Regions from separate parts of the Homo sapiens genome. Here region 1 is linked to region 2. A link is an interaction called in ENCODE POLR2A ChIA-PET data of the cell type or tissue named here. Cell type or tissue: CD4-positive, alpha-beta T cell. All regions are shown on one strand. Each heading gives the region's core, and the rest is flanking DNA. Links, peaks and the distances in the headings are about the cores only. Region 1 has its middle 9.4 kb from the start of RNF130. Region 2 overlaps LOC105377763 (a long non-coding RNA gene).

What was found. Peaks named below come from ENCODE experiments on the same cell type or tissue, not always from the same donor. Only the 100,000 strongest peaks of a DNase experiment are listed, where the experiment ranks them.
Region 1: POLR2A ChIA-PET joins it to region 2 with 5 read pairs; 2 of 35 experiments call an interaction of 5 or more read pairs at or near these places.

Annotation. Positions count from the first base shown.
Region 1 is chr5:180,075,815-180,086,515 of GRCh38, forward strand. It overlaps the pseudogene LOC646058. Among named protein-coding and RNA genes, the nearest start is that of RNF130, 9.4 kb to the left of the region's middle. In CD4-positive, alpha-beta T cell, for the core only: no CTCF peak of the experiment used is centred there; a DNase peak (open chromatin) is centred at 5,037; H3K4me3 peaks cover 440 bases; H3K27me3 peaks cover 2,574 bases.
Region 2 is chr5:179,666,450-179,677,150 of GRCh38, forward strand. LOC105377763 (a long non-coding RNA gene) reads left to right here. Exons shown (of 3, transcript NR_134260.1): 3 at 7,566-7,846. Among named protein-coding and RNA genes, the nearest start is that of CBY3, 9.2 kb to the right of the region's middle. In CD4-positive, alpha-beta T cell, for the core only: no CTCF peak of the experiment used is centred there; no DNase peak of the experiment used is centred there.

The sequences.
Region 1 (10,701 bases), core at 3,030-7,029, 410 kb after region 2:
TGTTTCATTATTAACATGCTCCCTTTTATCACTATTTCTCACTCCCATTCCTTGACCCATAGGGAACCATTTTAGTGTGCCTCATGCGTCTCTTTTGTTTGTGTTCTTGCAAAATGTGTGTTGTTGCTTAATGTGCCTGTGCTTTTTAATTATTAAACTGTATTGGGTTATTGATGTCATTCTGTTTCTGATCCTCTTCACCCAGCACTATATTGTGTTTTTTTTTTACTTCTTTCATACATTTATTGCTTTTTTATATTGCAACATAACATACATAAAGTGCAAAAATTTTATGTTTACAACTCAAAACGTCTTTTATGAGGCGGAAACACCCTTTACCCATTATCTAGATGAAGATGGAGAACATTACTAGCACTCCTGAAAGCTTCCCTGAGCTGCTCCGTCGTGAGCACCCCACCATTCTGATTTCTTTTCTTCTTTCTTTAGAGACAGGGTCTTAGTCTGTCACCCAGGCGGGAGCGCAGTGATGCAATCATGGCTTCCTGCAGGCTTGAACTCCTGGACTCAGCAATGCTCCCACCTCATCCTCCCGAGTAGCTGAGACTACAGGTGTGCACCACCATACCCAGCTACTATCCTGCTTTCTGTTACCATTGATTAGTTTGCCTGTTGTTGAACTTTATATAATATAAATAGAATCATACAATATGGAATCTTTGGTGTCGTTTCTTTTTCTTAACCTATGTCTGTGAGATTTCGTGTTTTTGTGTGTGTAGGTATAGTTTGCTCTTTTTATTTGCTGTATAGTGTTCCACTGTTGATTTATCCATTTTCCTGTGGATGGGCATTCATATTGATTTTCGTTTGTGAATGTGATGGATCAAGCCGTTATGAAGCCTGCATGCCTCTCGGTGGGGATGTGTCTGCATCTCTGAGAGTGTCCTTCGGAGTGGGATGCTGTGTCATGTGCAGGCATGTATTTCGTGTTGGTAGGCACTGGCGCCATATTTTCAAGCTGCCCCCTTCCTCCCCACCTGAGCCTCTTTTATCTGTGTCTTCCCTCCCCACGCCCACCTCCTGCTCCTGCCCCTTGTAAGTCTCCATCTATGCTGGCGGCTTCCACTGTTGGTAATTATGAAACCCCACCCCCAGCTGTGGCTGCAGGTAAAAGCCCTGCAGAAACCCAGTCCAACTCCATGGAGCAGGCTGTCCAGGGAGGCTGTGTTCCTTATAGACCCTAAAGTCCTCACAGATGCTGTAGGTGAAGGGCTCTATGGAGACATCAACCACACAAGAGATGCTTCTGATACTGGCCGAGCTTTTTCACATTCACATCAGATTTGCTGAATTTGCCTTGTGAAGAATTCACGGTGGCTCACGCCTGTTAATCCCAGCACTTTGGGAGGCCAAGGTGGGCAGATCACTTGAGGCCAGGAGTTCGAGACCAGCCTGGCCAACATGGTGAAACCCCGTCGCTACTAAAAATACAAAAATTAGCTGAGTATGGTGGCATGCACCTGTAATCCCAGCTACTCTGGAGGCTGAGGCAGGAGAATCACTCGAACCTGGGAGGCAGAGGTTGCAGTGAGACGAGATTGCACCACTGCACTCCAGCCTGGGCAACAGAGCAAGACTCCATCTCAAAACAAAAGAATCCATTGAGAAGCCGTGTCCATCTAATGGGCTTCACAGAAGGCCAAGAGACAGGCTCCAGGTCCCCAGAGTGGGTCGCCAGGGCAAGCACACGGCAAGGGTATTTTGCGACTCTCCTTAGGAGCTTTAATAAGTACAAATACCATTTTTTAATTTAAAAAAAATAAACGTTCATTTTAATATAAGCTTCTACTTCAGAGCAAGTGATTTAGCTTTCAATGATAGTCATGTCACCTGCTTTCAAAAAGTGAGATGTCTTAAAGAAAACTATTTAATAAATAACAGGTAGAACACAGATGTGGAGAAATTATGCAACTGGTGTGCAAAGGACAGAAAACGGAAGAGGAGCTCAAGGGACAGATGCCTAGGCCTGGGTTTAAATCGATGCTGTGCTGGAGCCAATTATTAAATATTCAGAAATTCTGCAAGCCGGTTGTTAAACATTGGTACTCTGAAACCAGCCACGGCAGTAAAGTAGTATTTATACCATGGAAATTGGCACACACTACAAATCAGGCCTCCCTTCCCTCCCCCTCCCCCTCTTTCTTATTTTTCACAGTGGTTTAGCAGAATGCCATTGGTTCAAATTCCCACTTGGCCACGAATCAGCTCTGTGATCTCTGCAAGTTCTCGTCCCCTTGGGGTCAGTTTCTCTCTGTGAAGTGGAGATGATGACCTCTGCCTCTCTAGCTCTGCCAGATGCAAATCAGAGGACAGATGCCTGGAACATGTGGCCGCTGTAGTTACCCCATTCCCTGTGACTTGTTGCTATAGAGGTGAGGTCTGTGAAGGGTTCAGCCTGGGTGAGGACTGAAACACCACCCTCCCACAGGCACCCCCCAGAGCAGGCACTCGCAGGCACCGGGTGCCCACTGCCACCAGGACATGACGTAATGGCATTTTATTTAGAAAAATCTACAACATATTTGCAGTAGCAATCCAAAAAATTTACTCTCTTCTAATGAAAAATTTCAAATACATGAAAAAGTTGAGATTGGTACAATGAAGCAGCTGTGTATCCCACCACCTGGATTCAGCTGTGGTTATCATGTGGTCATAAATGCTGTATCTGACGGGTCCCCAACCTCACGGAGCAGGCTGGTGAGCGAGTGAAGCCTCATCTGTATTTACAGCTGCTCCCCATTGCTCACGTTACCACCTAAGCTCCACCTCCTGTCACATCAGCAGCAGCACTGAATTCTCATAGGAGCGTGAGCCGTACCGTGAACTGTGTGTGCGAGGGATCTAGGTTCCGTGCTCCTTATGAGAATCTAATGCCTGATGATCTGTCACTGTCTTCCATCACCTCCAGATGGGACTGTCTAGTTGCAGGAAAACAAGCTCAGGGCTCCCACTGATCTACATTATGGTGAGTTGTATAATATTTCATTATATATTACAAGTTAATAATAATAGAATTAAAGTGCACAATAAATGTAATGTGCTTGAATCATCTCAAAACCACCCCCAGCCTGATTCCAGTCCATGGAGAAATTGTCTTCCACTAAACCTGGTCCCTGGTGTCAAAAGTGTTGGGGACCTGCTGCTCTGTCACTTTGACTTGTAAAGCTCTTTCCTGAACTATCTTATGACCCTTTGGGCTGTTCTTCCATGCTATCACGGCTGGGACAATGAACAGTGAATTCCCTATGAACAATGAATTCCCTAAAATAACCCCATATCCCACCCTTATTCAGATATTTCCAAACATCTCAACGTGTCCCTCCACCCTGTTTTATTTGAATGGGATCCCGTGAAAGTTCTGCAGGGGGTTTGATTATGCCTTTTTCTAGAAATTCAGACTGTAAGGGTGCACCCCAGATCCAGCAGAAGTGGACAGCCATCCTGAGACCCAAAGCTTGTATCCTGCCCTAAGACTGCACCACTCAGAACTCCCCAGGAAATGTACTGAGTTCTGCAGTTGTCCTGTCAACACCACAAGTATGCTGTGTTCTAATTTGTTGTGAGAACACTGAAATTATACCACAATCACTGCAACCTTCTCATCTGTAGCATACCAAGAACCTCAAAAAAATGAAGCTAGCCCAGGCTCCTCCCACCTCCCAGGCTCTGCACTAAATGAACGAAACTGCCCTCCTTTCCCTTCTCTGGGGGATGGTCTCATCAGGGAAGTAACGGCAGGAGTACGGGGAGGGAAACCTACCATGCTGGCAGTCCCCGAGCCCAGGGCTCTCAGGCCATGTTAGTGACAGTCTGATGGGGTGACATCGTGGAAACCCCAATTGACCCAAGAGAAGTGACAGGATGGCTCAGATTTGGAAGCTGTCATGTTCCAGAGACGAGAATTTGATCTCCCTGCAGATGCTCAGACACAGGGATTGTTACACCTATTTTGCAGATCTGGAAACTGAAACTCAGAGAAGCTCTTTGTCCAGCTGATGAGTAGTGAGTGGCGGCTCTGGGGCGTAAACCCAGTCCTGGCAGGCTCCTGGGCCTCACTCATGTTGCTACTGCAGGTTGGCGCCAGGCTCAGGATGCAGAGGACCCCTGGGTTTCTTTGCATTTGGCCCAGCCCAGGAAGCCTCAAGCTGACAGTCGAGCTCTGTCCAGGAATTCGGGTGGGTCCTGGACCTGGTCCTGCCTTTGGGAGGCTGAGCAGTCACAGGCTGCCAGGATGGCTGCTAAAAAGCAGGATCGAAGGTATTGCTTTGTCCTTTGTCAAGATGAGTTTGATCAGAGTGATGAATGACTGAGCCACAAAGAGCTGAGCGAGAGGCCATGCACCTGGGCTGAGGAAGCCTGAGGCCAGCCACCCCTGCATCTGAGTGCTGGTGCTGAGGCTGACTTGCAGTGGTGATCGTTGGATTCCCGAGGGCCCCTCCACCAGGCGACCTAGGATATCCAGGACCCTTATCCTCATGGACAGGAGAAACAGACTTGGTCCAACTTGCACAGAAAGCGGCTCCTTTGGAAGTCTGCAGAGCCACTCATCTGGCTGGAAGTGCGTCCGGAACTGGTTCCTTCTGGTGGGTTCTTGGTCTCCCTGACTTCAAGAATGAAGCTGCAGACTCTCACAGCAAGTGTTACAATTCTTAAAGACGGTGTGTCCAGAGTTTGTTCCTTCAGATGTTAAGATGTGTCCAGAGTTTCTTCCTTCTGGTGGGTTCGTGGTCTTCCTGACTTCAGAAGTGAAGCCGCAGACCTTCGCAGTGAGTCTTACAGCTCTTAAAGGCGGCGCGTCCAAGATTGTTCGTTCCTCCCGGTGGGTTTGTGGTCTCACTGACTTCAGGAGTGAACCTGCAGACCTTTCCAGTGAGTGTCATAGCTCATAAATGCAGTGCCTCACCCAAACCGTGAGCCAGTGGCAAGATTTATTGCAAAGAAAAAAAAACAAAGTTTCCACAGCGTGGAACAGGACTCAAGCGGGTTGCCGCTGCCGCAGGGGGTGGCCAGCTTTTATTCCATTATTTGCCCCGCCCCCCCATCCTGCTGATTGGTCCATTTTACAGAGTGCTGATTGGTCCATTTTACAGAGTGCTGATTGGTCCGTTTTGACAGAGTGCTGATTGGTGCGTTTACAAACCTTTAGCTAGACACAGAGCGCTGATTGGTCTGTTTACAATCCTTTAGTTAGACACAAAAGTTCTCCAAGTCCCCACCCGACCCAGAAGCCTAGCCGACTTCACTTCTCAGAGGGAGGGTAGCAGGGCTAGGCTCAGAAAGGACAGCCCTCATGCAGCCGTGCGGGTTGGGGTGGCTGGAACCAAAGGGTTCTATGAGGGTGCTGCTGTCGGGCAAAGCCAGTGCTGGGTTCCTCAAGGAAGAACACAAGCTTCCTACCTTGGATCAGATGCCTGCCCCTTGACTGTAGAAACTCGAACCACCTTGACTGTCAGCTCTGCCAAGAGAGTATCTGATGGAGGAGGAATGGGCCCCCTTCCAGGGCCAAAATAGCTTAGTGGGCAACGGGCAGGCAAGGGCAGCCTCCGTCTGCTGCAGGGGGAAGCCCATGCAGATCCCTGATCCCACTTCCTGCCAGGTGAACGCTGGCTGGTTTCTTTCAGAAGTAGAGGTGGGGTTTTGATCTTCTCTCTCAGACATGTCTTCCAGGTAGGGGACAATGTGCAGATCATTTGTGGTCAGCCGAGAGTCTGACATGAGAGACCCAGAAGCTTTTCCATGACCAGCAGCCTGGGGATTCAGGTGGGCGGGCAATGCAAGCTGCCAGTCCAGAGCTGACACCAGAGTCCAGGACACTTTTAAGCCAACATTCAACACAAGAGAAAACAAACTATGTGCATAAGGATATTTACTGTAGCATTAGCTACAGGGACAAAAAGTTGGAAATAAACTCCTTTATTTGTTAAGCAAATTGTGGTGCAACAAATTTGAGGATGGTTATGCAGCTATTAATATATCGAACAGGCTGTAGCAACGTGAACACTTACGATGTTCTGTTGAGTGCAAAAGCAGAATACAAATAAATCTCTGGTTGCCATTATGTGGAACAAGTCCATATGTATGAACAAGGACTGGAAAGTACAAAGGGAAACTTTAAAAATCCCAGGACCCTCAAACTCCTGCCCAAGGTTAAGCCTAGAGGATGAGCCATGCAACCCCCTCTTCCGGATGAATAGCTGTTGCTAGTATGATGCATTTGCCAGATCCCAACAGAAAGGTGCAAGTTCTCAGGCGGGCTGGGTGCAATGGCTCACCCCTGTAATTCCAGTGCTCTGGGAGGCTGAGACGGGAGGATCACTTGCGGCCAGGAGTTTAAGGCCAGCCTGAACAGCATAGCGAGACCCCCATCTCTACAAAAAATCATAAAATAATTTGCTGGGCGTTGTGGTGTCCCAGCTACTCTGGAGGCTGAGGCAGGAAGATTGCTTAAGCCCAGGAAGTTGAGGCTATTGACGCTACAGTGAGCTGTGTTTGTACCATTGCACTCCAGCCTGGGTGACAGGATGAGACCCTGTCTCAAAAGAAAACAAAATACAAACAACAACAAGAATATTCTAAAAAAGTTTGGTGGGGGTTGAGAGTTCCAGATCGGCTCACATAGATGACAAGAGAAATCTCTTGCCGGGCGCGGTGGCTCACGCCTGTAATCCCAGCACTTTGGGAGGCCGAGGCGGGTGGTTCACCTGAGGTCAGGAGTTTGAGACCAGCCTGGCCAACATGGTGAAATCCCGTTTCTACTAAAAATACAAAAAAATTAGCTGGGTGTGGTAGCAGGCACCTGTAATCCCAGCTACTCAGGAGGCTAGAGGCAGGAGAATTACTTGAACCCAGGAGGCAGAGGTTGCAGTGAGCCGTGATCGCGTTACTGCACTCCAGCTTGGGCAACAAGAGCGAAACTCCAACTCCAACAAACAAACAAAAGAAGAGATTCCACCTGTAGAAGGTGACAGCCAATGGGGATGTCAAGAGATCACGTGTCAGCGTGAGGAACAGAGTGACAGATGCCTTAAGGGGCCACTCAATGCTCACCCCTTCTCCCACGCCTGACTCCACAGCAGAGGCTGTAGGAAGTAAAAATTCAGTTTGCCTGTATGGGCATCCATCCGTTCATCCACCCACTCGTTCATTCAGCACATTTTTATGGAGCAGCAGTTCTAGGTACTTGGAATACATTAGCAAACAATCGAAGATCCTCCCCACCCGCCCCCCTCCCACAGCACGTCCCAGCCTGCAGAGGTTCTGGGCAATGCACCGGCTGGGAGGTCAGTTGTGCTGTATTTCTCCTTCTTCCTGCCACATGGGGTCCTGAGGACAGAAGCCATGCACTAAAGGCAGTGGAGACGGACAAGGGAGCCTGGGCCCCTGAGCTGAGCCAGGGCTCAGCCAGCCTGGCGCATTCTTCTGCACTTCTTTGTTTAAACCCTCGTGTGAAAGATTTGCTGTTATTTGCATCTGAATGCAGCCCTAACTGACGGAGGTAGAGACAAAGGGGAGGGAGCACTGAAATACTCCCAGGCTGGGCTCTGGGGTCTTGGCCTCTTGAAATTTCCCATGTACTCATTTTAAAACACTCCCAAATTAGGCCTATCCTAGAGAAGGGAGCTCCTCCTGATGGAGGGGCCCCAACTCTGAAAATCTAGAACTTGGGATTTTCAGCTAAGAGTGAAGAGGGCAGTTGGGGAGGGCCCTTAAGCAATCTGATGGCCCCGCAAACTAAGGGTGGCAGGCACTGATCAGTGCCATGGTGGTTGCAAGTATGTGAAGCCCAGCTCAAGCAGGAGGAGAATATAATGGGTCTGATCTAAGGCATGACTGAATCTACACGCTCAAAAGATATCATCAATGTTGGGCTCCCTCTGTCCCTGTCTCAACCTTGCTCTCCCCTGGGTTGCCTTCATTTGTTCTCAGGTGGCTCTCCCTGTGTGGGTACAAGATGACCCCCGGCGTGTCCCAGCACATTCAGGAGGAACGTTCTGCCGTCTCAGAATCCCAGCGGGGCACAGCAGGACAGAAATGCTTTCTCTTTTTTAAAGGACTTACCATTCCGTATTCTGAGCCTCAGTGGCTTATCTCATGTCGTGAGTCCCATTAAGCCAGCCACTTGGACCAGCTCAATAAAATGCTCCAATGGACCAGACCACGTGTTTCTTCCTAGAGGCCTAGGGGGAGGACCCCTTGACCCAGCCCCATGGGCTGAAAATGGAGAGGGTGGTACAATAAAAAATAAATGTTGGTCTTGGTCCCTGCTTTTGGCACATAACTCCCGAAACCCTTGGAATCTCTGATAATGGTGGTAATCTCTGATAATGATTTTAGATAGCTTCAGGATGAGGGCTGGTTGCCAGAGGAACCAACGATGCATTTAGAGGGTCAGGACTTTCAGCCCCAACCCCCAATCTCCAGGGAGGGGTGGGGAGCTGGAGACTGAATCAGTCTCCACTGGTCAAGGCTCGGGTAATGAAGCCTCCGAGCTTCTGGGTTGGTGAACACACTGATATGCTGGGAGGGGATGCACCCAGAGAGGGTATGCGGGCTCCAGGCCCCTTTCCTCATCCCTCGCCCTGTGCATCTCCTCCATTTGGCGGTTCCTGAGTTGTATCCTTTATGATGGCAAGAGTAAGGTAAGTACCTTCCTGAGTCCTGTGAGTCATTCTAGCAAATTACAGAACCTGAAGTAGGGCAGGTTGTGGGAACCCCTGACTTTGTAGCCAAGTCAGACCAAAGTGTGGGTAACTTGGCACCTGAAGACAGGCCAGTATTATGGGACTAAACCCTATGGAGTGTCAAGTCAACTCCGAGTAGTTAAGTGTCAGAATCAGCTTGAACCATAGGACACCCAGTTGATGCCAGAATTGGTTGGTGTCTGGAGGGTTTCCCAAGGAAAATTGGGATGCACTTATAGGTATAAGGCACATAGATCTGGGTAGCGGCAGTAACAGGCACACTTGTTCCCCTGTGACAGATGTGGCTTGCCCTGCCCCTGGGATGAGTCAGGAGTCTCTCCAGCATCACCTGGGGCATGCCAGCAGCATCCCAGGCTGGGACAAGAGACACCCATTGGGGGCCATTGGGATGCCTTGGGCTGCAAGTAACAGAAACCCTCACTGACATGGGCTTCCTTGAGAAGGGGATCCGGGGAAGAAAGGGTTTTGGACAGCCTGCGTGGCCTTTCACAGTCTTTGTCCCCAAGGCCGTCTTCTCTCACAGCTGCAAGATAAATGCCAGCCGCAACTGGAGCAAGGCACTTCCTCATTCCTGCTAGATGGGGAGAGAGAAAGCATTCCCTCAATGGCAGAAAAAAAATTCTTATCTTCAGCCATTTTTTTTCCGTTGGTAGAGACGGGGACTCTCTATGTTGCCCAGGCTGCTCTCAAATTCTGGGCTCAGGAGATCCTCCTGCCTTGGCCTCCCAAAGTGCTGGGATTACAGGCAAGAGCCACCACACCTGGCCTTCAGCCAATTTTGATACCTGCCCAACCACTCTGGACGAATAGAGTCAACAAGGAAATGCCAGGGCTGATTGCTTTAAGCCTGAGCCCCTGACTGCAACAGCAGATAAGATGACATCGCAGACCGGCTGGTGTGCTTATGCTGACTTCCCGAAGGGAGGGGACTGTGTGAAGGCAGCGGGTTCTGGGTGGGTGCTCTGTGTGTAGAGATGCATTGCCTGGTACCATCCTGACCCATGGGGTAGGAGATGCCCTTACCTTCTCGATTTTCTCCTCCTTTGCCTTTTCTCTTTTTTTTCTTTAATTATAAATGTTTTTAGTAAATGTTTATTTTTTATATTCCTTAAAAACAAAACAAAAATCACAAGTTTAATACTAATCCTTTGAAATACTGTACACCAAACAAAGCCACCTGACTCATGCAGCAAGTTGCTCTATGTTCTCTTTACTTCTGTTTGCCAAATGATCCTCAATAATTTCTGCAGATTCCTCTTCAACAGATTATATGCAAGAGGTAAATGCTGAGCAGCAACTTTATGAAAATAATGTGAGCCACAGCAAAAGAGCTCCATTCCCAACTCACGCCCCTTCCCACAATTACATTCATCACTAGCAAACTGCACGAAAGTCATCATTTCCTGAATGGGAACAAAAGCTTTCAGTCTCTCCTCACTTGCAGCCTCAACTATTGTCTTGCAAATTCTGTTGACGTCAGCATCTGTTTCAGGGAGCTCTCTGTACCCAACATCATTTTTATCTGCTGGAACAGCCAAGCCTGCACCATGAAAGGCCTTCGTCACAACTTTCTTATCGGTTTCATCTTCGTGGTTGTCTGTTCCAGTGAGGACCCCATTTCTCTGGCTGCTTCTGCGAGTTTTTCATCTATGTTTTTCAAGAGATTAGTTTTTTTTTTTTTTTTTTTGAGGCAGAGTTTTGCTGTTGTTGCCCAGGCTGGAGTGCAATGGCACGATCTTGGCTCACTGCAACTTCCACCTCCCGGGTTCAAGCGATTCTCCTGCCTCAGCCTCCCGAGTAGCTGGGATTACAGGCATGCGCCACCACGCCCGGCTAATTTTGTATTTTTAGTAGAGATGGGGTTTCTCCATGTTGGTCAGGCTGGTCTCAAACTCCCTACCTCAGGTGATCCACCCGCCTCGGCCTCCCAAAGTGCTGGGATTACAGGCGTGAGCCACTGCACCCGGCCTAGTTTTCTTTT
Region 2 (10,701 bases), core at 4,665-8,664:
TTCTCTCAAGCACCTTTTATTTTTATTTTTTTGAGACAGAGTCCTGCTCTTTTGCCCAGGCTGGAGTGCAGTGGTGTGATCATAGCTCACTGCAGCCTCAACCTCCCAGGTTCAAGCGATTTTCCTGCCTCAGCCTCCAGAGTAGCTGGGACCACAGGTGCATGCCACTACCTCTGGCTAATTAAAAAAATTTTTTTGTAAAGATGGAGTCTGGCCATGTTGCTCAGGCTGTTTTTTGTTGTTGTTGTTGTTTGTTTTTGTTTTTTTGAGATGGAGTCTTGCACTGTCGCCCAGGCTGGAGTGCAGTGACACAATCTCGGCTCACTGCAACCTCCACCTCCCGGGTTCAAGTGATTCTCCTGCCTCAGCCACCCAAGTAGCTGGGACTACAGGTGGATGCCATAACACCCGGCTAACTTTTGTATTTTTAGTAGAGATGGAGTTTCATCATGTTGGCCAGGCTGGTCTTGAACTCCTGACCTCAGGCGATCTGCCCGCCTCAGCCTACCAAAGTGCTGGGATTACAGACATGAGCCACTGCGCCCGGCCTCAAGGACTTCTGGGCTTTGCAGGGTCAGTTTTTCCTCTAAAGATTTGTGCTTCTTGTGCTTTTCTGGCTAATATTCTATTTTGGACAACCATCCCTGCACAATCGCCACTGACAATTTTTTTTTTTTTGAGACCGAGTCTCATTCTGTTGCCCAGACTGGGGTGCAGTGGTGTAATCTCGTCTTACTACAACCTCTGCCTCCCGGGTTCAAGCGATTCTCCTGCCTCAGCCTCCCGAGTTGCTGGGGCTACAGGTGTGCGCCACCTCGCCCAGCTAGTTTTTGTATTTTTAGTAGAGATGGGGCTTCACCAAGTTGCCCAGGCTAGTCTTGAACTCCTGACCTCAAGTGATCCACCCGCCTCCGTCTCCCAAAGTGCTGGGATTACAGGCATGAGCTGCCGCTCCTGGCCGCCACTGACAATTTTTACTGGTACTTGTTACAGTCCCAGACGCCACCTGTCACCTGTGTTAGGGGCTTCAGAGTGCCTAGCTGCAGGTTGAGGTCCTGGTCTCGTCACTGCTGCTTGCTGAGTCTGCTTCCGATGCATACGTCACATTTACTTCCCCACAGGCCATTCCTTAGCATCTCTTACTGCTTGGCCTCCTCCTTCGTCCCTGTGGCTGGTATAGCTCACTCCACATTCTCAAACGGTTTTAAAATGTTTTTCTTTTGGCTGGGCGCAGTGGCTCACATCTGTGATCCCAGCACTTTGGGAGGCCGAGGCAGGTGGATCATGAGATCAGGAGATCGAGACCATCCTGGCCAACACAGTGAAATGCCGTCTCTACTAAAAATACAAAAAATTAGCCAGGCGTGGTGGCGGGTGCCTGTAATCTCAGCTACTTGGGAGGCTGAGGCAGGAGAATCACTTGAATCTGGGAGGCGGAGGTTGCAGTGAGCTGAGATCACAGCACTGCACTTCAGCCTGGGTGACAGAGCGAGACTCTCTCAAAAACAAAACAAAATTTCTTTTTCTTTGATTTTCTTTTTGTAGAGATGGGAGTCTCATTATATTGCCCAGGCTGGTCTTGAACTTCTTGCTTCAAGCGATCTTCCTGCCTTAACCTCCCAAAGGGCTGGGATTACAGGCGTGAGCCACTGCACCTGGCCTAAAATATCTTTCTGTAATTCAATCTGTAGGTCAAACCTGCCACTCTAATGTAGTGGTAGAAACTGAATTTCAGTTAATTTGGAGGTTTTCCTGTCTTTCCCACAGGGGTATGGCACTGTCAGCGGAAGACTGTCAGATCTCTGCAGCATGACCCTCATCCTTGTTCCCAACCTTTTCTGTCAGTCACTGTCTGCCTCCCTTTCTTTGGTTGGCTGCCCATCAATGACCTATTATCATCATTGCCATAGATCCCTGAGAAGCACTCCCCCTCCCACAGTTGCCATTCCAATCTTGCTACACAGTATAAGAGCCCTCTTGGCTTCTGAGGGTTAAATGTTGCCATCCAGAATGGTTAAATGCCATTCCAGAATCGTGTCATCCCCAAGACACTAAGGAGCCAAGTTCCATGGCAGCATCTCCTAGCCACAGAGCACAGCCACCACCAGCTTTCTATGACACCAGTGCCCCCTCACGTCCACATTCTGCATTGCCTTAGTGAAGAGCGCCTCCTCTGGGCAGCTCCATGAAACACCTTCTGGTCTCATGTAATAAATCCGTTCTAACATTCCCACTTCCCTGAGCCTTCATCTCTACCTCATTAATGGTAGGCCACTATGGTGTCCAAGCTTCCGGGAGCCGTCTGGCGTGAAGACAAGCTCCAGCTGTCCTTTGACAGGACTTTAAATCCTGAGTCTTGGGGCATGCACCCTTGTCAATCAATGCCCCACCGGTCTTCTATTGCCCCCTCCCCGCCTGGATCTGGTACCCCACCTGGATCTGGTACCCTCATGATCGCTCCCGCAAGTGTTCTCCCAGGTCCTGCAACTTTTTGGGTGACTGAGTGATTTCCTCCTAGGGTAGGAAATATTTCACTGCTTGGGCTATGCTGAGATGTGATCCTGCTTGTTGGTCTGGAGGCAATGAGAGGAGGTGGATCTTGAGGAGGATTAGTGTTATCTTACAGGGTACTCACCTGTAACGGGGAGATCTCTGCACTGTCTCCAGGCTAGATGAAGCTGTCCTCCTCTGTCAATGGGAAGAAGGCAGTTTCTGCTGGCCAGGATGCTTCAGGGGACTCTGGGGGCTCAAGGTTCTTTGGTACATCCACCCAAACATCCCACGTCAGGCCTAGAGTCCCATTTATTCCTTTAAAAGCACCCAATGGGCCGGTTACTGTGGCTCATGTCTGTAATCCCAGAAGTTTGTGAGGCCATGGCAGGTGGATCAGTTGAGGCCAGGAGTTCGAAACCAGCCTGAGGAACATAGCAAGATCCCCGTCTCTACAAAAATAAAAATAATAGAAGCCCCCACTTTAGTACAGGAGACCTGCTGAGGATGCACAAGTGTCTTTTGCAGCTCTGCTGCTCTTGTGATGAAATATTGGTTCTCATTTTCAGCATGCTCTGCCTCCTGGCCACGGAAGCAAGGTTTTCTTTACATGTTGTCTTGGGAGAGTTCCTGCCTTTCACAGCATACTCTGAGTAGATAGCAGGCTGAACTGCATCTTTCATTCTCTTGCTTCAAAGCTGCTAAGGTGATTTAGAAAAGCTAGCCACCTCCATAATCCTTGCAACAGCAGCTGCTTCCACATCTTTCAAGTGACAAAGCTACTGCATAAGCCAAGCTTTCTCTTCAACTTCTATCTCCTTATCTACCACAGGTAAGAGTCTCATGCTTCAGGACACAAGGTTATCACCAACTGTGTGTGTGTGTGTGTGTGTGTCTTTGTTGCCTTCCGAATGGTAAGTGATCTACTTTTAGATTCCTATCGCTAGGTCTGTCTTCTAGTGCTACCTCTATTACTCATTGCCTTAGCTTGAATCCTCACAAAAACAGAGCTTGATCCTGGAACTTCGGCATAGTTAACTTGGGACATTCCAGGAAACTGTAATCCATGTAATTCCATGCCTATAATCCCAGCACTCTGGGGGCCAAGGTGGGTGAATCAGTTGAGGCCAGGAGTTTGAGACCAGCCTGGTCAACATGGGGAGAGAGATTGGGAAGAGTGACCCAGGGTACAGAACCATGAGCCACAGCTGCAGCTTCAGTCAGAGCAGGGCTGACCAGATATAACCAGAAGTCCCAACAGCATCCTGGACACCTCTCCTGCCTCCTAAGGGTGCAGAAATCTGTGACAATGGCTAAGCAGTATCTGCTCCTCTGGATTCAGGTGCCTATCTCTTGTGGAGCTTTGTTCATTCTAGAAGTACTTGGAGAGGTCCAAGCATCGTGCCTCACGCCTGTAATCCCAGCACTTTGGTGGCCAAGGTGGGCGGATCAGTTGAGGTCAGGAGTTTGAGACCAGCCCGGTCAACATGGCAAAACCCCACCTCTGCTAAAAACACAAAAATTAGCCAATCGTGGTCGTGCAGACCTGTAATCCTAGCTACTTGGGAGGCTGAGGTAGGAGAATCACTTGAACTCGGGAGGCAGAGGTTGCAGTAAGCCGAGATTGCGCCACTGCACTCCAGCTTGGGCAACAGAGTGAGACTACGTCTCAAAGAAAAAATAGGCTGGGCGCGGTGGCTCACGCCGGTAATCCCAGCACTTTGGGAGGCTGAGACGGGTGGATTATGAGGTCAGGAGTTCGAGACCAGCCTGACCAATATGGTGAAACCCCGTCTCTACTAAAAATACAAAAATTAGTCCAGCATGGTAGTGTGTGCCTGCAGTCCCAGATACTTGGGAGGCTGAGGCAGGAGAATAGCTTGAACCTGGGAGGCGAAGGTTGGAGTGAGCTGAAATTGTGCCACTGCACTCCAGCCTGGGCGACAAAGTGAGACTCCATCTCAAAATAAATAAAAAAATAAAAATAAAAATAGCAATACAACTATTTGGAGAGGGCCAAATAAGTGGGGAGCACTTCTCCACACTGAGATACAGGCGGGAACAGAACAACAAACCCCATAGAGCTTATGTTTTAGTTGGAGGAGACTAAGAATAAATACAATATGTAGTAGGTCAAGTGTTAATGGGTGCTAGAAACAAGAAGTGGGGGCCAGGCACGGTGGCTCACACCTGTAATCCCAGTACTCTGGGAGGTCGAGGTGGGTGGATCACCTGAGATAAGGGGTTCAAAACCAGCCTGGCCAACATGGTGAAACCCCATCTCTACCAAAAATACAAAAATCAGCTGGGCATGGTGGCGGACACCTGTAATCCCAGCTAGTCAGGAGGCTGAGGCAGGAGAATTGCTGCAATCCAGGAGGCAGAAGTTGCAGTGAGCTGAGATCATGCCACTGCATTCCAGCCTGGGTGACAGAGTGAGACTGCATCTCAAAAAAAAAAAAAAAAAAAGGGCCAGGCGTGGTGGCTCACGCCTGTAATCCCAACACTTCGGGAGGCTGAGGCAGGCGGGTCACGAGATCAGGAGATGGAGACCATCCTGGCTAACACAGTGAAACCCGTCTCTACTAAAAATACAAAAAAAAAATTAGCTGGACGTGGTGGCGGGCGCCTGTAGTCCTAGCTACTCAGGAGGCTGAAGCAGGAGAATGGCGTGAACCCGGAGGTGGAGCTTGCAGTGAGCCGAGATCACACCACTGCACTCCAGCCTGGGCGACAGAGCGAGACTCCGTCTCAAAAAAAAAAAAAAAAAAACAAAAGAAAACATGAAGTGGGAAGGGAGGATACATTGTGCACATACCTCAAAGAAATGAGAGTGAATGAAACTGGCAAGACACTGGGAGGGCACACCTGTGAGGTAAATCAGAGGGAAATGAGAAGAGCATGGTGCCCTAGAAACCAAGTGAAGCCAGGGTTTCAAGGAGGAGGGGTCAACTCACGAGACGCTGCTGATGCACTGCGATGAGGATAGAAAACTAGGCAGAAGCCTTAACCACAGGGAGGGCACAGCATCCTTGACAAGGGCAGGCGGGGGACAGTGGGACGTGAGAAATCTGAAGTTCAAGGTAGACCAGGTGCAGTGGCTCATGCCTGTAATCCCACTACTTTAGAAGGCCAAGGTGAGAGGATCACTTGAGCCCAGGAGTTCGAGACCAGCCTGGGCAACATAACGTAGTGAGACCCCCTCATCTCTTCTTCCTTTTTTTTTTTTTTTTTCTTTAGACGGAGTCTCGCTCTGTCGCCTAGGCTGGAGTGCAGTGGTGCGATCTCGGCTCACTGCAACCTCCGCCTCCCAGGTTCAAGCGATTCTCCTGCCTTAAACTCCCAAGTAGCTTCTACAGGCGCGTGCTACCACACCCGGCTAATTTTTGTATTTTTAGTAGACGGGGTTTCACAGTGTTAGCCAGGATGGTCTCCATCTCCTGATCTCGTGATCCGCCCACCTCAGCCTCCCAAAGTGTTGGGATTACAGGCGTGAGCCACCATGCCTGGCCTTTTTTTTTTTTTTTTTTTTGAGATGCAGTCTCACTCTGTCACCCAGGCTGGAATGCAGTGGCATGATCTCAGCTCACTGCAACCTCTGCCTCCCAGGTTCAAGCGATTCTCTCGCCTCAGCCTCCCGAGTAGCTTGGACTACAGGCACACACCACCATGCCTGGCTAATTTTTTTTTTTTTTTTTTTTTTTTTTGAGACAGAGTCTGGCTCTGTCACCCAGACTGGAGTGCAGTGGCGCAATCTCGTGCAATCTCGGCTCACTGCAACCTCTGCCTCCCAGGTTCAGGCGATTCTCCTGCCTCAGCCTCCTGAGTAGCTGGGACTAGAGGCGGGTGCCACCACACCCAGCTAATTTTTGTATTTTTAGTAGAGATGGGGTTTCACCATATTGCTCAGGCTGGTCTTGAACTCCTGACCTCATGATCTGTCTGCCTCAGCCTCCCAAAGTGCTGGGATTACAGGTGTGAGCCACCATGCCCGGCGATGCCTGGCTAATTTTTGTATTTTCAGTAGAGACGGGGTTTTACCATATTGGCCAGGTGGCTCTGAAACTCCTGACCTCAAGTGATCTGCCCGCCTTGGCCTCCCAAAGTGTTGGGATTACAGGCATGATCCACCACGCCTGGACTTTTTTTTCCTTTCTTCTTCTTTTTTTTTTTTTTTGAGATGGAGTCTCACTGTCGCCCAGGCTGGAGCGCAGTGGTGCGATCTCGGCTCACTGCAACCTCTGCCTCCAGGGTTCAAGCAATTCTCCTGCCTCAGCCTCCTGGGTAGCTGGGATTACAGGCGTGTGCCACCACACCCAGCTAATTTTTGTATTTTTAATGAAGACGGGGTTTCACCATGTTCAGGCTGGTCTTGAACTCCTGACCTCGTGATCCTCCCACCTCAGCCTCCCAAAATGCTGGGATTACAGGCGTGAGCCACTGTGCCTGGCCTTTTTTTTTTGTAGAGACAAGAATTCACTTTGTTGCCCAGGCTGTTCTCAAATTCCTGGCATCAAGCGATCTTCCTGCCTTGGCCTCCCAAAGTGCCAGGATTATAGGCGTGAGCCACCACGCTTGGCCCAAGACCCCCAGGTCTACAAAAAACAAAAAACTAGGCTGGGCACGGCGATTCACACCTGTAATCCCAGCACTTTGGGAGGCCAAGGCAGGCAGATCACCCGAGGACAGGAGTTCAAGATCAGCCTGGCCAATATGGTGAAACCCCATCTCTACTAAAAATACAAAAAATTAGGCAGGCGTGGTGGTACATGCCTCTAGTCCCAGCTACTTGGGAGGCTGAGGTGGGAGAATCACTTGAGCCCAGGAGTTTGAGACTCAGTGAGCCATGATCACACCACTGCGCTCCAGCCTGGGTGACACAGCCAGACCCCATCTCTAAAAAAGAAAAAGAAGTTGAAGGGGGTTAAGAGCAAACAGGGAAGGGAGGAATTGGGGATGTGAATATAAGCAACTTTTTGGAATTTAGTTATAAAGGGAAGCAAAGAAATGACACAGTAGCTGGAAGGGGAATGTGGCACCAAGAAAAGACTATTTTGTCTCACTCTGTTGCCCAGGCTGGAGTACAATGGCATGATCATGGCTCACTGCAACCTCCGCCTCCAGGGTTCAAGCAATTCTCCCGCCTCAGAGTCCTGAGTCGCTGGAACTACAGATGCACACCACCATGCCTAATTTTTCTACTTCTAGTAGAGATGAGGTTTCACCATGTTGGTCAGACTGGTCTTGAACTCCTGACCTCAGATGATCTGCCCGCCTTGGCTTCCCAAAGTGCTGGGATTACAAGCATGAGCTACTGTGCCCGGCCTTTTTTATTTTTTTGAGATAGAGTTTTGCTGTTGTTGCCCAGGCTGGAGTGCAATGGCATGATCCTGGCTCACTGCAACCTCAGCCTCCCAGGTTCAAGTGATTCTCCTGTCTCAGCCTCCTGAGTAGCTGGGATTACAGGCGCCTGCCACCATGCCCAGCTAACTTTTGTATTTTTAGTAGATATGGGGTTTCACCACGTTGGCCAGGCTGGTCTCAAACTCCTGACCTCAAGTGATCCACCTGCCTCAGCCTCCCAAAGTGTTGGGATTACAGGCGTGAGCCACCACGCCTGGCTTTTTTTTTTTTTTTTTTTTTTGAGACAGGGTATTATTATGTCAGCAAGGCTGGAGTGCAGTGGCACTATCACGGCTCACTGCAGCCTTGACCTCCCCAGGTTTGTGATCCTTCCACCTCAGCCTCCAGAGTAGCTGGAAATACAGGCGTGCGCCACCACACCCAGCTAATTTTTTACTTTTTGGAAAGATGGGGTTTCACCATGTTGTTCAGGCTGGTCTGACACTCCTGGGCTCAAGCAATCCTCCCACCTTAGCCTCCCAAACTGCTGGGATTACAGGCATGAACCACCGTGCCCAGCAAGAAAAGATTTTTTTCCAAGATAGAAGACCAAGTGAGATCCTCACTTACGCTTCTCTTCATCTCTCCTTTTTTTTTTTTGAGACGGAGTCTCGCTCTGTTGCCCAATCTGCAATGCGTGGCACAATCTCAGCTCACTGCAACGTCTGCTTCCCAGGTTCAAGAAATTCTCCCACCTCAGCCTCCCGAGTAACTGGGATTACAGGCTTGTGCCACAACACCTGGCTAATTTTTGTATTTTTAGTAGAGACGGGGTTTCACCATGTTGGCCAGGCAGGTCTCGAACTCCTGACCTCAGATGATCCGCCTGCCTTGGCCTCCCAAAGTGCTGGGATTACAGGTGTGAGCCACCACACCTGGCCCTCATCTCTCCTCTTGCTTGACAAACCTACACAGCCTTTTTGACCTGCCTCCTCAAACCCAGAAATATTTTTGCAAAGCTCTATTCCCCAGAGGATTCTGAGCTGTAGGAGGTGAAAGCCAGGGTCCTTTGTTCCTGCTTTCTTTGTTCCGACTTTATGCTCTGTGGCTTTCATCTCCTGGGGCAATGAGTTGGGCTGCCCTTTGGCAGGGCTCAGGACCAGGGTGTGAAATTCTAGAGCAGAAAGAACAAAGTTAGATATTTCAAAATATCATCCTGCTCCTTTTATTTCAGGCCCTTGATCCACTTGGATGCCCCTTTCTTTTTTTATTTATTTTTTATTTTTGACAGTCTCGCTCTGTCGCCCAGGCTGCAATGGTGCGATCTCAGCTCCCTGCAACCTCCACCTCCCAGGTTCAAGCAATTCTCCTGCCTCAGCCTCCCAAGTAGCTGGGATTACAGGCGCCTGCTACCACACCCAGCTAACTTTTTGTATTTTTTTTAGTAGAGATGGGGTTTTGCCATGTTGGCCAGGCTGGTCTCGAACTCCTGACCTCAGGTGATCCACCCACCTCAGCCTCCCAAAGTGCTGGGATTACAGACGTGAGCCACCGCATCTGACCTGTAGATGAACCTTTCTAAACAGGGCCCGCACTGGGCTGTGGGACTCCCTGCCTTCTGCAGGTTTGGTGGGGCAGATACCTTTCTCCACCCTAGGACTGTATTTGTTTTCAAGTAGTCTGGCCAAAGCAATATTCCCTAAACTTTAGGCATTCTTGGATCCCTTTATGAGTTTTGCTATTTTGGCATGCTACATGTAAGTTTTGCTTAATGTTTTTATGTAAAGCATCTTCCTCCTTTTACTTCTTTTATTGTGATAAAACTCATATAAAATTGACCGTTTTGAAGTGTACCATTCAGTGACTTTTATTACAATGTTGCAAAACTATCACCACTATAGTGCCAATTTCTCATCAGCCCAAAAGGAAGCCCCCTTGTGTTTACACACACACACACACACACACACACACACACAAACTGTGTCCTCCCATCCCTTGGTAACCTAATCTGTTTTTTGTTTTTGTTTTTGTTTTGAGACAGAGTCTCACTTTGTCATCCAGGCTGGAGTGCAGTGGCGCGATCTTGGCTCACTGCAACCTCCACCTCTCCGGTTCAAGTGATTTTCCTGCTTCAGCCTCCCAAGTAGCTGGGATTACAGGCGTCTGCCATCATGCTTGGCTAATTTTTGTATTTTTAGTAGAAATAGGGTTTCACCATGTTGGCGGCCAGGTTGGTGTCGAACTCCTGACCTCAGGTGACCCACCTGCCTTGGCCTCCCAAAGTGCTGGGATTACAGGTGTGAGCCACTGTGCCCGGCTGGATTTTAAAATTTTCTTTATTTTTTTTTTGAGACAGAGTCTGGCTCTGGAGTGCTGTGGTGTGATGCTGGCTCACTGCATCCTCTGCCTCCCAGGTTCATGCGATTCTCCTGTCCCAGTCTCAGGAGTAACTCGGACTGTAGGGCGCATGCCACCAAGCCCAGCTAATTTTTTTTTTTTTTCCTTTGAGACAGAGTCTCACTCTGTCGCCCAGATTGGTGTGCAGTAGTGTGATCTCGGCTCACTGTAACCTCCACCTCCCAGGTTCAGGTGATTCTCCCACCTCAGCCTCCAGGAGTAGCTGAGACTACAGGCATGCGCCACCACACCCGGCTAATTTTTTTGTATTTTGGTAGGGATGGAGTTTCACCATGTTGCCCAGGTTGGTCTCGAACTCCTGAGCTCAGGCAATCTGCCCACCTCAGCCTCCCAAAGTGCTAGGCTTACAGGCACCCGACACCGCATCTGGCCAATTTTTGGTATTTTTAGTAGAGACATGGTTTCACCTTGTTGGTCAGGATGGCCTTTTAACTCCTGACCTCGTGATAG